Linked DNA regions of Homo sapiens: region 2 is linked to region 1. Evidence: chromatin loops called from intact Hi-C (ENCODE). Cell type or tissue: OCI-LY7. All regions are shown on one strand.

Region 1 (5,000 bases):
GTATCCCTCTAGAAAATCAAATGAGATAACATACACTTAGAATAGTATCTGGGGTGTAGTTAGTTATCACTCAATGACCATCATTGTTATTTCTGAAGAAAATCAGGTCACATTTTCTGCCACTAAACTTTCAGCCAGCGGTTTTCTTCTAGCTGGCTGAGATGCATTTTGCTGGACTGAGATTTCCATGGATCTGGTGCAAAATTCTAAAAGATGGGGACTGCTTGCCCTTCCTTGCTAGTTCTACTCCACATCATTTCTGCTACAGTGGAACCCACTTTGATTTGGCTTCTGAGTTGATTATTGGTACACAGGCCTTCCCTCTGATAGTTAAAAACATTTGACTGCTGCTTCTGCTTGGACACTGTTGCTATGCTTGGGATTTTTACCCCCAATGGATCTGACCATTCTAGCAAAGTGCAGCCAGTGACAATAAGTAGAACAGAAGGCAAGAGTGATGTATTTTAGAGTATAAATGGGGCCCAAGCCACAGATTTATCATACACGTGTGTCCCTTTTTGCATGTTTTTGGGTTTTTGTGTTATCTTAGTGTTACAAGATGACTGATTTCTTGTGTTCAAAGACTTTACATATGAAATGGGTCATTCCGATGACCCAGCCCAGAGACTCTAGTGATGAATTTGAGCAAGAATGGTCACTGATCTTCCTGAGACGGGCCCCCAAAGGTTAGGGTTTACATTAGACTTCCTGGAATTCTCTGAGAGCCCAGTAAGATTATCACTCATTATATGATCTAAGCCAATCGACAGCCCAAAGCTTCCCATCATCAAGGCCACCTTTATAAAGAACTCTCCTCACTGGGGACTACACATTTTGAAATATTTTGCTATATCAAACAGCATTTATTTATTTGAATAGCCTTCTTTACCACCTGCATTTATGAGGGAGTAATTAAATAAATTTTCCCTTTTAAAGAATTAATTGAAAGGATTGGGTAACTCCCAATTAGTTTCTTGTCAGCATGAGATGCCCTCAAGTTTCTGCAAAATAGAGGTGATACTAGTCATAACCTCAGGGTTGTTATGAGGAGTAAAGGAAGTGGAACAGTGGCTGGCATACAGAAAGTGTTCAGTCAGGGTTAGCTATCATGGCTGTGAAGGTGAGGTTAAAGGATTGATGGACCTGACAGAATCCTTAGCCCAAAGTCAAAGCACTTGTGACTTTGTCTGCCTGCCCGGTCTGAAAGGGAGCGTATGTAAATTCTCTGTCTGGTTGGGAGGATTATTGTTTGTTTCACATTGAGAAAAACTTGTGGACCTCTATTATGCCCTCTAGACCTCTAGGTGTCCAGGGAATGACCTAGGCTCCTTCTCAAGCCAGTCTTTTCAGGCTCTACAATTTGAGGTTAAAAATACAATTAGTATTTTTGTTCCCTAAGACACAGAAGACAACTGCCTTTAATTTGTTCTAAAGTGCTTTCTTTCAGTTTCAGGATGTGTACAAGGCATACTGGGAAGGAAGTTTTTCTTTCACTTTAGCAACCCAGGACTTAATGAGTAAAGCCAGCATGACCTATTTATAACTTGCAAAGGCGGCGGGGTAGTATGTAGGGTAATTAGAGACATAAGCTTTGAGTCATGCAGACGTGGCTTCTCTCCCTGACCCTGTCACTCACTGGCTCTGTGACTTTGGTCAAGTCCCTTTCACTCTCTGAGACTGTTTCGTCACCTACGAAGTGTAGGTTATATTAATACCTATCTCATACGAATGTACAACAGGTAGAGGACACACATAGAAGGGGGAGAGAGAGGTATCCGTGCCATCCTTGTTTTCTTTCTGCTCATTAGCATACCCAGGATCATTTCCCCTCTCAGCCTTTCCCATTCCAGGTTAACAAATCCAAACCTCTACAATGTGTCTAGTCAAAAGACAAAAGGTAGGATGGCATTTTGGTTAACATGAGTCTCATTTCATCTGAGAAAAGGAAGGTAAGCTGGGAACAGATTAAAGCAAACTAGCTATGAGACAGGCAGGCTGGTTGGTTCCCTGTTTTAATATGGTCTGGAGTAAAAGAATGCAAGTTCCTTACTCAAGCTGTAGCTTACCTAACTCTCAACCAATCAGTAATAAAAGACCCAAGAAGCTGTTAACCACAAATTCCTGCTTCGGGGGCTAGGGACTTCCCCAGGGCCCTGCATGTGCAGTTAGAGTTAAACTTCGAACTACAGTTACCCCTTCCTTATTTTAATGTTAAAAATCATGCCCAGAGGTGGAGATGTAAAATGCTAATTCTACATATGATGTATGAAAAAGCATGTTGAGCCAATGCACAAGCACTAGAAAAATCCCTCCTACTCCTATACATGCTCGAATGTAATACTTTCCTGTAGAAAACTCCTGTAAACCTAACTCACAGACTACCCTCGATAAGCAACCCATTTCTTTTCCCTTCTTGGTGCTGACTCCCCTGTGCACAAGCGGAATAAACTTTCCTTTGCTGCTATGTTTGGTTATCTCTTTTGGTTTCTATCCTGGGCAATCACAAGAATCCATGATGCTGGTAACATTTTGTGGCACCCCAGGTGAGGCTCTCCTTTTAGGTCCCAGGAGAGTGAGTGAGATTGCCCAGAGGATGGAGGTGTCTGACCAGACATGAACAAAAGCTGGCACTCTGGACCACTGTTTCAGTGTTAGCGCCTTGGTGAATCAGATCCAGACTCTGAGTGTGTCCCCGTTCCCTTTCATTCATCTTCTATCTTCCCTTTGCTTTCCTTTTTTTCCCTTCACCTTCTTCCTTTTCAGTCTGTTTTGACTCTTCAGGAGTCCTGGTGTTTAATTAATCAGCTCTTGGAACCCTGGTTTCAGTTTCTGTTTGGCCAATGGGAGTGATTCCTATTTACCCATCTGGTATTTTGTTTGGGTAGCTGGAGTGAATCTGGCTCAGCTTTCTGGTATTGAGCTGAAAAATTGTCCCCTGTTCGTGAGCTGGCTAAAAAGTAGTCAGCAACCTGGAGTTCCCTTTTGTCTCAGACTTTGAAATTTCTCAGTACTTTCCTCAATTTTTGTCTTCTTTATGGGGTCTGGAAACTGGAAATCTGTTTTGTCATTTGTCTAAGTGAAAATGTACTTCCTTTGATGGTCTTTGTTGCATGTGAGCCTGACCCTTCACAATTCCTGGGAGAAGGCCTTACTCACTAGACCAGATCACCACTTTACTTTTTTGGTTTGTCTAGTCCATCATGTTATCTCTTGATAGAGTCAGTGCCAATGAATGTAAATATACAGTAGGTTCTACTTAGAGCTGGTGCAAAATCTACAACCTATTAGATTTTGAGGGCTGTGGCCAGAAAATTTGAGAGCTAGAGTCTCTCAAGCTCCCTCAGTCAGCTCCCTTCCCTCTGTCCTCCTTGTCTTGCCTGGTTCTCACCAGGTTTCTGAGGGTCTGGGTTGGGTGGGAAGAAGAGGGGTTTGTCAGAGCCAAGGGTTCCATCCCTCACCAGGCTACTTAATCATAGGACACCAGGTCTACCACGGAAAACACTGCAGGCATACCAAAAGATTTCTCCCTAGGATGCATCCTGAGTAATTGAGATGAATTTGAATTGGATAATCTAAAGAAAAAGAAGCTGATGTTTCTCTGTAATGTTGCTTGGCTTTGGAATCCCCAGGGGGACAAAGAGACACAGCCTAGGAATGGGGTCTTTGAGTTATAACACTATTTACAATTGAAATTGTATTGCAGAAAATTTCTAATAAATGCATTGAGATCCCATATGTGCTGGCTTTTATAAAATTAAACCAGGATCCAAAACTCCGGGACTCCTGCAGAGTCTGTGTGGCATCTCTTAAACAGTTGAAAGAGGAGCCAATTTCTGCTTTAGACTTTGACCCTGTAGATGCTGTCTTCTCAACACCTCTCCAGGGGAAGGCAGGAGCAATGAGTCCTTCTGCCCTGGTGGGTCCTCCTTCCTCTCACTCTGAGCCTCCTCCATATTAGGCTGGGTCAGGAAGGACTTCCCCTTCCACTTCCCAACAACCTCCAATGCTATTCCCAATGGGGCTCTGATCAGGTTCCAAGCTTGCACCTTCCTTTACTTCTCCACCAGCTCAGAGATACTTTCCCCTCTGGGAGGTAACAGATGGCGCTGGAAGGACAGTTTGGATACATGTACCCTTTTCTTTTTTTAAAAAAAAATAGAAGTGGTACCTGACTTCAAACTATACTACAAGGCTACAGTAACCAAAACGGCATGATACTGTTACCAAAACAGAGACATAGATCAATGGAACAGAACAGAGCCCTCAGAAATAACGCTGCATGTCTACAACTATCTGATCTTTGACAAACCTGAGAAAAACAAGCAATGGGGAAAGGATTCCCTATTTAATAAATGGTGCTGGGAAAACTGGTTAGCCATATGTAGAAAGCTGAAACTGGATCCCTTCCTTACACCTTATACAAAAATTAATTCAAGATGGATTAAAGACTTAAACGTTAGACCTAAAACCATAAAAACCCTAGAAGAAAACTTAGGCATTACCATTCAGGACATAGGCGTGGGCAAGGACTTCATGTCTACAACACCAAAAGCAATGGCAACAAAAGACAAAATTGACAAATGGGATCTAATTCAACTAAAGAGCTTCTGCACGGCAAAAGAAACTACCATCAGAGTGAACAGGCAACCTACAAAATGGGAGAAAATTTTCGCAACCTACTCATCTGACAAAGGGCTAATATCCAGAATCTACAATGAACTCAAACAAATTTACAAGAAAAAAACAAACAACCCCATCAAAAAGTGGGCGAAGGACATGAACAGACACTTCTCAAAAGAAGACATTTATGCAGCCAAAAAACACATGAAAAAATGCTCACCATCCCTGGCCATCAGAGAAATGCAAATCAAAACCACAATGAGATACCATCTGACACCAGTTAGAATGGCAATCATTAAAAAGTCAGGAAACAACAGGTGCTGGAAAGGATGTGGAGAAATAGGAACACTTTTACACTGTTGGTGGGACTGTAAACTAGT
Region 2 (5,000 bases), 250 kb after region 1:
TAAATTCCTTCACTTAAGAGACACTTATGTATATACAAAATTAAAGCCCCAAATAATAAATTTAAAATGTATAAGATTCAAAAAATTATTATTAAAAATACTACCCTACTGTGGTGAGACTCTAGATCAAATGGGTTCATAACTATTATATCATTGAATATTTAACGCAAGTAATGTGAAACTTTTTATAATACATTCTTCTGATATATGTATATTCATATTTACATTTTCTAGGTAAATGTATTTCACAGATGCTGTCACTGTCAGTAAATTAATTTTGCCAGCAGCCCTAAAATGCCAATTCTACACAAAAGGCAAAAATAAAAGCAATAGCCCCCAATTGAAAGTCCTCTTTGAGGCCATACAAATCTTTGTCAATGATATATAAAATGGACTTGGTATTCAATAGCCAGGATAGTGGCCCAGTATACTGCTGTAAGTGTATGTAGAGCCCCCTTGGGGAACTACAATGATAGAACCTATGTTTGGGAGACCCAATCCTCATGCCAGCAGTTAGCTTATTTGCATTTTTTAAATTTGAATTTTTTAACTCCATGTGCAGTGCACTTGGTTAGCTACCTAACTTACAACTGTGACAGTAAGTACACCTAATGGCACCTGTATAAACAGAAACCTCATTGTGATTTTCTTCTGAATGGGGCTCGTCCAACATGCAAGTATTACTACAGACATGTCTCTTCTTCATTTAGGCAAGCAAGTAACTGAGTCCTTAGAGGAAAGCATTCTCACAGGCTCTTTTTGCAAGGTTGGCGGGTCGGGGGGCGGGTTCTTTTACTGTTGTGATGAGGACAGAGTAAAGGGAGAGGGCTTTTTTCAATAAATACACTACTTATGAGAAAACTTGAATACTGAAACAAGATTGAAGAGGGAGCACATTTATCAATGGCTAGGGTTTGGGGAATAGAGGAGATTTATTCAAACATTAAACCTCTCATGTTTCCTCTGTTTTCATGGGAGATATTTGTATTTTAATACCTCTGCATTCCAGCTTCTCCTCTTACTGGATGTGAAGTTTCTACCTCGTGTTCATGACTATGCTGTCAGCTAAATGATCAATCATGCTATTGCCGATTTTGCATTGAGACTTCACGGCAGGGTGAAATCAGAGAACAAAATGGCTGTGGGGGAAGAATTTGTTTAAATACAGCTAGTTTGGGGAACTGGCAAAATGGTAAGAAAAATGATGAAAAACATATGAAGTGTAAGTGCAGCTATCTTTAAGGCAGATCCATTTCAAAGCTTTCCACAGCATGAAAGTCATTGTGTGATGCATGTCAGTGTTAGACTAGTAAAATACTGTAATTAGGATGGAACTAAATGCCAATATTTCAGTCTGTAGACTGTGGGCAGATTTGTATTTACTGCATGTCTCTAAATAATATGAATACACTGAAGGCTACTTATGAAATGAAGCTTGATTTTATATCTACAACCAGAAAAAAAAGGTTTAAGAAAGCCCAACAGCCACAAATCCCAAGTAAGAAAAATAAAGGGGGTCAGCATGAAGCCCCATGGTATCTTGATATCTTTGAACCTATTCTGTATGTGTGGAGTCCCATATGCAACACAGGAGTCAGGAAGAAAGAAGGAACTCTGTGTTATAAACACTGCAACAGTGGTTTGGAAGCAAGATATTCAAGTAGAAGGCACATATGCCTGGGTTATGATTCAGAATTGAACCTCTTCAATGTAACTTCAACAAGCAAGCAACGCCTACTTCTTTTAATATTGCTATTACATTTAAATGCAAGTTTTGAGTGACTGCTTTGTAAAGATTCAACTGATGGAAATGATCTACTATTACAAGGGCAGATCATGCTTGCTTAAAATCAATCATTTTAACTCCGCCTTTGTAATACATTCATGATACAAACATTATTTTCTTCATGCAAGTCCTGCTATTAATTCTAATCTTATAGTGCTCTCTACTGGTGATAAATGATTTGAAACCTCATTAGATATCAAAAGACCTAATTAACTTCTCATCTTAGGCTCACATTACCGTGTGAGTCCACCTTGACACCTCCAAATTCACTACACAGTGCGATCAGAAGCCAAGGTGCACGGAAAACCTCCCTCCTGTAAGGAGCCAGAAAGGCATGACCCCGCACTTCTGCTATAAATCATTGCATCAGGAGCACCCAGGAGAAAAGGCCCTCAGCTTTGGAACAGGAACATTTAGCCCTGTCGGCTGCGAGGCAGGTCAAGTAAAAAAACTGAATGAGGAATAAAGAATTGGATTGGAATCCTTTCTGGCTTTGGGTCACAATAGCCTTGTCACTCGAGTAAGTCACTTTTACCTCTTCGAGGCTTCATTCTCTCATCAGTAAAATATGAATGATAATTCCGACCCTGGCTGTTTTGCTGGGTTGTTGTAACAAATGAGATCATAGGTAAGAGAGTACTTCATAAAAATTATATTATCATCATTATTATTACAGTAAAAGAAACACTATTTTCTTTAGATCAATGAACTTTAAACCTTTTTAGTTTTTTTTTTTAATCAGTGGGACGGACTTTTAAAATCAATCTTACATGGAACCTTAATATATAGAACAGATTATATCAGAAGAGTTTTGTTGTTTAATTTCAAATATATAACTATTTAAGTTGGTACAAAAGTCAGTGTGTTTTTTGCAATTAAAAGGAATGGGGGAAGAATTTGTTTACAAAATGGTAAGAAAAATGATGGAAAATATATGAAGTATGTTCAAAGTAGTGGGATTAAAAGTAATGGCAAAAAGCGCACTTACTCTTGCACCAACCTAATATTTACATATTATCAAGTCGGTTAATGAGAAGAATGAAACTGTCTGGATATACATGAAATTTTGAAATTTGGTATAATGGTTATCAATTGCACTGACATTTGTCTCGATGTCTAATTTATTTCTGGACTTCCTTTGCTTGCCTAGTATCAGAAAAATTATGATTCATATACACAAATGTCTGTAAATGATATATTTTTAAAATTGCTTAGAAATCTCAGCATATTCTTCAACTAAAATGATACAGAACCTTGAACAGTAAGTGGTAATAATAATATCTACTGCTCATGAATATTCTCTACATACCAGGTGTTTCTCTAAGGACTTCATGTATGTTAACTCACTTTTTTTTTATTTCCGTAGGTTATTGGGAAACAGATGGTGTTTGGTTACATGTGTAAGTTCTTTAGTGGTGATTTGTGAGATGTTGGTACACCCAACACCCGAGCAGTATACACTGAACACTATGTGTAGTCTTTTATCTCTCACCCCCTTCCCACCCTTTCTTCCTGAGTCCCCAAAGTCCACTGTGTCATTCTTATGCCTTTGCATCCTCATAGCTTAGCTCCCACTTATGAGTGAGAACATACGATGTTTGGTTTTCCATTCCTGAGTTACTTCACTTAGAACAATAGTCTCCAATCTCATCTGGGTTGCTGCAAATGCCACTAAGTCATTCCTTTTTATGACTGAGTAGCATTCCATTGTGTATATATATATACACAATTGTATATATATACACACACAATTGTATATATATACACACTATATATACATACACAATTATGTGTATATATATACAATTATATATACATATACAATTGTGTATATATATATACACACTATATATACATACATATATATATATATATATGTGTATATATATATATACCACAGTTTCTATATCCACTCATTGATTGATGGGCATTTGGGCTCGTTCCACGTTTTTGCAATTGTGAATTATGCTGCTATAAACATGCATGTGCAAGTATCTTTTTCATATAATGACATCTTTTCCTCTGGGTAGATACCCAGTAGTGGGATTGCTGGATCAATTGGTAGTTCTACTTTTAGTTCTTTAAGGAATCCCCATGCTGTTTTCCATAGTGGTTTTACTAGTTTACGTTCCCACCAGCAGTGTAGAAGTGCTTCCCTTTCACCACATCCATGTCAACATCTACTATTTTTTGATTTTTTTATTATGGCCCTTCTTGCAGGAGTAAAGTGGTATTGCACTGTGGTTTTGATTTACATTTCCCTGATCATTAGTGATGCTGAACATTTTTCCATGTGCTTGTTAGCCATTTGTGTATCTTCTTTTGAGAATTGTCTACTCATGCCCTAAGCCCACTTTTTGATGGCATTGTTTGCTTTCTTATTGCTAATTTGTTCATATATGTGTGTGTGTGTGTATGTATTAACTCATTTAATTCTCATAAGTACCCAAATAAGGTAAATGTGTCTAAAGTCACCTTTTTTTTTTAACAGATAAGGAAACTGAGACAGAAGGAGAGTAAGAAATTTACTCAAGGTGACACAGCTAAATCTGCTGCCAGAACCTGTCTGTGTTCTTAACCAATACAGCATATTGCCTTCCACAGAGGAAATGCTTTTGTTTGTTTGTTTGTTTTTCTTGGAAATTTAATCACCAAGATTTAACGACTGATATAAGGTCTTAACTAGAACATGCTAAATTTGGAGTTAAACAATAAATGGAGTTCTCAACCCTCACTATGTGGTGAAATTACTTTTCTAATATGTCTTGTTCCGATCCTATCATTTAAAAAATATGTGAGATACATCAATACCTATTTTTCAGGTAGCCTCTGGAAATTTCAAAACCACCGAATTTATTTTGTTTTCCATAATGAATCCAGCTTTAGCTTTTCATTTCATTGCTAAAACTACAACCATAATCCTAGGAACTTTAGAAGCATATATCGCCAGATAAGGTTCTTCTGCCTATTAAAATTCAGAGAAAAGTATCCCAAACTTGCCTCAGCACTAACCAAGAAAATGGTATCTTGTCACCACGAGATGAATGCCACATCCCCTTGTTTTTATTGTACAACTGCTCCTTGCCTCTGAAGGAAAGTGTGCACCTGATATTTACTTATTGAGCCCAGCACACATGTGCTGCAGTAATGACCTCATGTGTACAATTCTATGTTCAGTAACATGTGTTAGCTTGAAATGTTAGCCCCTCTTAAT

The links. A loop is a pair of places that touch in the nucleus more often than their neighbours do. Peaks named below come from ENCODE experiments on the same cell type or tissue, not always from the same donor. Only the 100,000 strongest peaks of a DNase experiment are listed, where the experiment ranks them.
Region 2: a loop joins it to region 1, with 3 times the contacts of the local background. A loop is called at or near these places in 1 of 110 quality-filtered maps.

The regions. Positions count from the first base shown.
Region 1 is chrX:148,377,921-148,382,920 of GRCh38, reverse strand. No RefSeq gene overlaps it. Among named protein-coding and RNA genes, the nearest start is that of AFF2, 120 kb to the left of the region's middle. RefSeq lists an enhancer at 1,370-1,459. In OCI-LY7, a CTCF peak has its summit at 2,593 (motif pointing right); DNase peaks (open chromatin) are centred at 1,080, 1,540, 2,100 and 2,590; H3K4me3 peaks cover 2,416 bases; H3K27ac peaks cover 3,269 bases.
Region 2 is chrX:148,130,264-148,135,263 of GRCh38, reverse strand. No RefSeq gene overlaps it. Among named protein-coding and RNA genes, the nearest start is that of FMR1NB, 150 kb to the right of the region's middle. In OCI-LY7, CTCF peaks have their summits at 419, 1,746 and 1,948 (motif pointing left); a DNase peak (open chromatin) is centred at 1,953.